2 separate regions of the Mus musculus genome follow, and region 1 is linked to region 2. A link is a loop called in an ENCODE intact Hi-C map of the cell type or tissue named here. Cell type or tissue: left cerebral cortex. All regions are shown on one strand. Links, peaks and the distances in the headings refer to the core of each region. The heading gives the core; the rest is flanking DNA. Region 1 overlaps Gm35520 (a long non-coding RNA gene). Region 2 has its middle 65 kb from the start of Trmt9b.

Region 1 (2,914 bases), core at 90-2,589, 320 kb after region 2:
CTTAGAAGGGGGAGCAAAACACCCATGGGAAGAGATATAGAGACAAAGTGTGGAGTAGGGACTGAAGGAAAGGCCATCCGGAGACTGCCTCACCTGGGGATCCATCCACTATACAGTCACCAAACCCAGACACTAGTGTGGATGCTAAAAGGTGCTTGCTGACAGGAGCCTGATATAGCTGTCTTCTGAGAGGCTCTGCCAGTGCCTGACAAATACAGAGGTAGATGCTCACAGCTATCCATTGGATTGAGTACAGGGTCCCCAATGGAGGAGCTAGAGAAAGTACCCAAGGAGCTGAAGGTGTTTGCAGCCCCATAAGAGGAACAACAATATGAACAACAATACCCCCCCCAGAGCTCCCAGGGACTAAACAACCAACCAAAGAGTACACATGGAGGGACCCATGGCTCCAGCTGCTTATGTAGCAGAGGATGGCCTTGTTGGTCATCAATGGGAGGAGATGTCCTTGATCCTGTGAAGGCTTGATTCTCCAGTGTAGGGGAACGCTAGGACCAGGAAGTGGGAGTGGGTGGAAGGGTGGGTTTTCGGAGGGAAACAAGGAAAGGGGATAATATTTGAAATGTAAATAAAGAAAGTATCTAATAAAAAGAGAAAGAAAGAAAGGTGGGGCTGAACCAAGACTTCATAAGTGATGTCATGGAATCATAAGTTCCGGAGGTCTCTGTGTCTAAAACGACAGCACTCAGAAGAATTGTTTCCAGTTCATTTGCTTAGAATTCCCTCTTTTTTCTTAACAGCTGAGAAATATGCCATTATGTAAATAGACCACATTTTATTATGGACATCTTGGCTGCTTCCATTTACTGGCCATTATACATAGAGCAACCATGAATATGAATGAGCAGGTAGCAGACTCGCTGTAGTAGAACATACAGTCCTTGGGTATACACCCAAGAGTGGTATAGCTGGATAATATAGTAGATCTATTTTGAGATCTTTGAGGAACATGCACACTGTTGTTCCATGAGCTGTAGGGACATCTTGCTGTGCTGGTCACTGTTGCGGTTCGTGGGTGTCAGTAACAGCTGTGTAGGATTATTGGCTGTCTGCTTGCCTTAGCAGTTTGCAATATACCTTCCAGGACTCTGAAAGCCAGCCTTCAGATTAGATCCAGCTCAAAGCCTCCAAGTTCTGTGTCTGAGCTGGGCATCATCCACAGTGTCCTTACTGAAACCACATGTCCATGATATTAAATATAAATTTAGAGTTCAAATGTGGGATGTTTAGACAGACATCAGGCATTGTGTTTTCCTGTGAAGAAAGAGGAACTTGTGGAGATATTTTTTCTGGTGTCATAAAATTGTTTCAAGAAATAACTATTCTTAATTTCTCTACTGGGTTCAGTTGGAGATTCATTAAATTCCCAGATTTCTAAAAATTTCTCGTATTTAATGCTGCCCAGAATTTTCCTTGTAGGGACACAAGCACCATCTACTGGCCGTGATGATCAACTGCAGATTAAAATACTGAAGAAAATTTTCAGTCAAGCTTGCATTCCTGTATAGCTATAGAAAAAAAAGAAAAAAAAAGTGAAAGAAATAGGGAGATGCAGGGTATGGTGGCTTATACATTTAATGTCATCACCTGGGAGAAAGAGGTAGGAAGATCTCTGGGAGTTCAAGGGCTACTTTGGCTCCATAGTGAATGTTAAGCTACGTAGTACCGGCTTCATGGAGATACTGTCTAAACAGATAAACAAATCTACAATATTTGCTTTTCCATATTTACACTTGAGTTTCCTTTCTTGCCTTAAATGAAAAAAAAAGAAGGAAAAGAAGGAATTTAAATGCAATGACAAACAAACAAAACAACAACAACAACAACAACAACAAAACTAGGATCTCGAGCCTCAAGTGGCCATTTCTTGTAGCCAGGTAAGACGACCACTGGAAGAATAAGGACAGCAACCCACCCACAAAGCCTTTAACTCAAAATGTGTCCTGTTTACGTGACATGCAGGGACAAAGATGGAGCAGAGACTGAGGGAATGGCCAACAAATAACTGGCCCAACTTGAGACCCATCCCATGGACCAAAACCAGTCCCTGACATGATAAATGATACTGTTATGCTTGCAGATGGGAGGCTAGAATAGCTGTCCTCTGAGAGGCTCCACCCAGAAGCTAATGCAAACAGAAACAGAGACCCATAGCCAAACATTAGGGAGCTGGGGGAGTCTTGTGGAGGAGTTGAGGAAAGGATTGGGGGACTTTACAGGAAGACCAACAGAGTCAACTATGCTGGACCCTTGGGGGCTCCCAGAAACTGAACCACCAACCAAAGAGCAAGCATGGGCTGGACCTGGGCCCCCTCACACATATGTAGCAGATGTGCAGCTCAGTCTTCATGCAGGTCCCCCAACAACTGGAGCCGGGGCTTATCCTGACTTCTGCATGCCTGCGGATCCCATTTCCCTAACTGAGCCACTTTGTCTGGCCTCAGTGGGAGGGGATGTACCTAATTCTGCAGTGATTTGATGAGGCAGGATCGGTTAGTTACAGAGGAGGAGGGCCTCTTCTCCTTCACTGAGAAGGGGCTGTGGGGGGCAGGAGAGGGGGCTGCGATCTGGATGTAAAGTGAATAATTAATGAAAAGAATAATCTCACTTCTCTGTTAAATTAAAAAGCAAACAAACAAACAAAAACTAGCCCTGTGGATGCGAGGGAGGACCAGGTGACTCTCCTACTGAGCTGCTTTCCAGGACCAGATGCACTGATGGTTTGTCTTTGTTACATTGTTTCTTTTAACATAGCTTCAAACATCAGCAGCTACTTTGGCTAACAACAGATTCATAAAAAGCACCAGGCACTTAGTCCTCTCATTCCTCCCCCCTCCCTGTGAGCCAATCCCATTAGTGGTAAACCTTTGTTCATTTGGACATGTTTTTAGATAGA
Region 2 (2,914 bases), core at 260-2,759:
CTGGTGGTTCTGAGTTCTATAAGAAAGCAGGTTGAGCAAGCCATGGGGAGCAAGCCAGTCAGGCAACACCCCTTCATGGCCTCTGTGTCAGCTCCTGCCTCTAGGTTCCTGACCCCTTTGAATTCTCTTTTCTTTTCTTTTCTTTTCTTTTCTTTTCTTTTCTTTTCTTTTCTTTTCTTTTCTTTTCTTTTCTTTTCTTTTCTTTTCTTTTCTTTTCTTTCTTTCTTCCTTCCTTCCTTTCTTTCTTTCTTTCTTTCTTTCTTTCTTTCTTTCTTTCTTTCTTTCTTTCTTTCTTTCTTTCTTTCTTTCTTTCTGAGACAGGGTTTCTCTGTATAGCCCTGGCTGTCCTGGAACTCACTCTGTAGACCAGGCTGGCCTTGAACTCAGAAATCCACCTGCCTCTGCCTCCCGAGAGCTGGGATTAAAGGCATGTGCCACCACGCCTGGCCCCTTTGAGTTCTTGTCCTGGCTTTCTTCAATGATGGACTATAATGTAGATGTGTAAGCCAAATTAGCCCTTTCCTCCCCAACTTGGTTTTTGCTCATTGTGTTTCATCACAGCAATAGAAACCCTAGGGCATTGTGCTTCTAGGGTCCCGGATGAGGTTCATGCTGTCTGTAAAACACACTGTGGGTAGCTGGACCCTAGATCCCTTGGCAGGTCGTTGTGCAAAACCTTCCAGGCATGATATGTTCAGGAGACACTTGGGTGTTTGCGTGGACACAGTACTGGTTGTCTCTTGAGAAGACGTGCGGCGAGGCACAGGCAGGGAGAGTAGTCTCTCTGTGGAGAGCTATGGAGGCTTGCCTCTGCACACAGAGGAGTCCCTTCACAGGACTACATGTTTAAAAGGATTCAGATGTGGAAGGTCTGAACTGCAGAGTCCCAGGTGCATCCTGTTCACTGGCGTGTATTAAGGTTCTCAGTCTTTTTGTGGTGCTTGCTGCTGCTATTTATGATTCTTTTTCCCTTTTATTTTTTATTTTGTTGATACATAATCATGCACATCTATGGGGTACGTGTTATATGTGCATTTTGCAAAGGTCAAAGTAAGGTCATGGACATATCTATCAGCGTAACTAGTTAACTAGCGTGGTTGCTTGTCCTGACTTTGCGTCGCATCTCTTTGTAACTAGCACTGAGGTCTGTTTCCATACTGAAAGGAGAGCCAAGGAAAGGCTTCTAATGCAGGTGACTTTCTCAGTGACTCACAGCCAGCCGAGCAGAAGTGTCACAGGCGTCCAGAAGTACATGGGTTCAACTAAGTGGCATTCTATTCCCAAATCGCTTGACTTCTCAGTGATCCACATTGAAGATACATCAGCCTGTCTTTATAGACCTTTTGGGGGGGGGTCCGCTTGAATTCCTACCTGGGCACCCACTTATTAGTTACCTTTTATTTGAAAGACCTAGTGAAGGTGGATTCATTCACCTTTAGTTAACAACATTTTGATCAGTCCAGGGCTTCAAAGGAAGCTTTCAGTTGTCCAGAAGAGGGCAGTCTCTCTCCACATTTCAGAGTTCCCACGCGTACCTCCCGCCGATCTTGTCTAGGATAAAACCGGTTCCGCCAGTTTTCCTCTTCTCCAACCGCTCTCTTAATTAGGCTCCGCGTTCTTTTAGTCTCACATAGTCTTATTTCTACTTCTAAATATACTAAATATACCGAGCTCCCACCGCTGTGTCTCCCCCTTGGCTTCCTTCCCTTCCAAATGCCAGCTGCTCTCTTATCCAGAGAGTGTTTATAAGCACCTGTCCAGAATATCCCAATGCCTCTCTAACAGTGAAGAAAATAAACGCGTACAACAAGCAGGGAAGGCCTGAATCTATCACCCTGGTGGTCATAATCATGAGAATCAAGCTGCAATCTGTTTCTCGGGTGTCTTTGCCTTTTTCTGTCCCCTGCAAAACCACCTTCTTGTGGGTTTTGTAATAACGGTTCAGGACAAAGCCTTCACTGTCCATAGAAGTGGTGTAGCCTTTGAGAGTCTCAGCGTTTGTCTATACAGATCTATCAGTGACAGCTACCCTCAGAAATACATGGTACTATAAAGATTTCTGATCTCTAGAGCCGGCATAATGAAAGATACCATTGTTGCCATCAACAAATGACTCAGAGTCTCCCAGAATCCTTTAAGAACTGTTCCAACTCCTTGCCTTCCGTCTACTGACGTTGTCCTTAAGGGACTAACTAGTCTTTCTTCTTCTTCTTCTTCTTCTTCTTCTTCTTCTTCTTCTTCTTCTTCTTCTTCTTCTTCTTCTTCTTCTTCTTCTTCTTCTTCTTCTTCTTCTTTTCTTCTTCTTCTTCTTCTTCTTCTTCTTCTTCTTCTTCTTCTTCTTCTTCTTCTTTTCTTCTTCTTCTTCTTCTTCTTCTTCTTCTTCTTCTCCTTCTCCTTCTCCTTCTCCTTCTCCTTCTCCTTCTCCTCCTCCTCCTCCTCCTCCTCCTCCTCCTCCTCCTCCTCCTCCTTCTCCTTCTTTTCTTCTTCTTCTTCTTTTTCAAATTTAAATTGTTAACCTTACGATATGAGTGTTTTGTCTACATGCACATATGTGCACCCCATAGGTGCCAGGTACCTGAAGAGGGTGTGGGATACTCTAGAACCAGAGTTACACACGATTATGAGCCACCATGTGGATGCTGATAATCAAACTAAGGTTCTCTGGAAGAGTAATTGGTGCTCTTAACCTTTGTACCAACTCTCCAGCCCCATATCTTGCTGGCTTTTAATTGGTCAAGACTGAGAACTAAATTTGACTCTCGTTAAGTCCTCAAAGGTTTCTAAAAAGCCCCTTGCCTATATAGAATGTTCATAAGTTGTTCAACAAACATGTAAAGAAGGGGAGTTTTTATTTTTATTTTTTATTTGGGCAGTTCTGCAACTTATTCCACATCCATCCATCCGGTTAGTTCTC

Evidence for each region. Peaks named below come from ENCODE experiments on the same cell type or tissue, not always from the same donor. Only the 100,000 strongest peaks of a DNase experiment are listed, where the experiment ranks them.
Region 1: it touches region 2 in a loop (11-fold over the local background); 28 of 42 quality-filtered maps call a loop at or near these places.

What each region holds. Positions count from the first base shown.
Region 1 is chr8:36,200,712-36,203,625 of GRCm38, reverse strand. It overlaps Gm35520 (a long non-coding RNA gene), which reads right to left. Exons shown (of 4, transcript XR_870363.2): 4 at 779-1,526. Among named protein-coding and RNA genes, the nearest start is that of Gm39165, 6.5 kb to the left of the region's middle. In left cerebral cortex, for the core only: a CTCF peak has its summit at 1,447 (motif pointing left); DNase peaks (open chromatin) are centred at 1,014 and 1,429.
Region 2 is chr8:36,521,707-36,524,620 of GRCm38, reverse strand. No RefSeq gene overlaps it. Among named protein-coding and RNA genes, the nearest start is that of Trmt9b, 65 kb to the right of the region's middle. In left cerebral cortex, for the core only: a CTCF peak has its summit at 1,497 (motif pointing right); a DNase peak (open chromatin) is centred at 1,546; H3K4me3 peaks cover 426 bases; H3K27ac peaks cover 192 bases.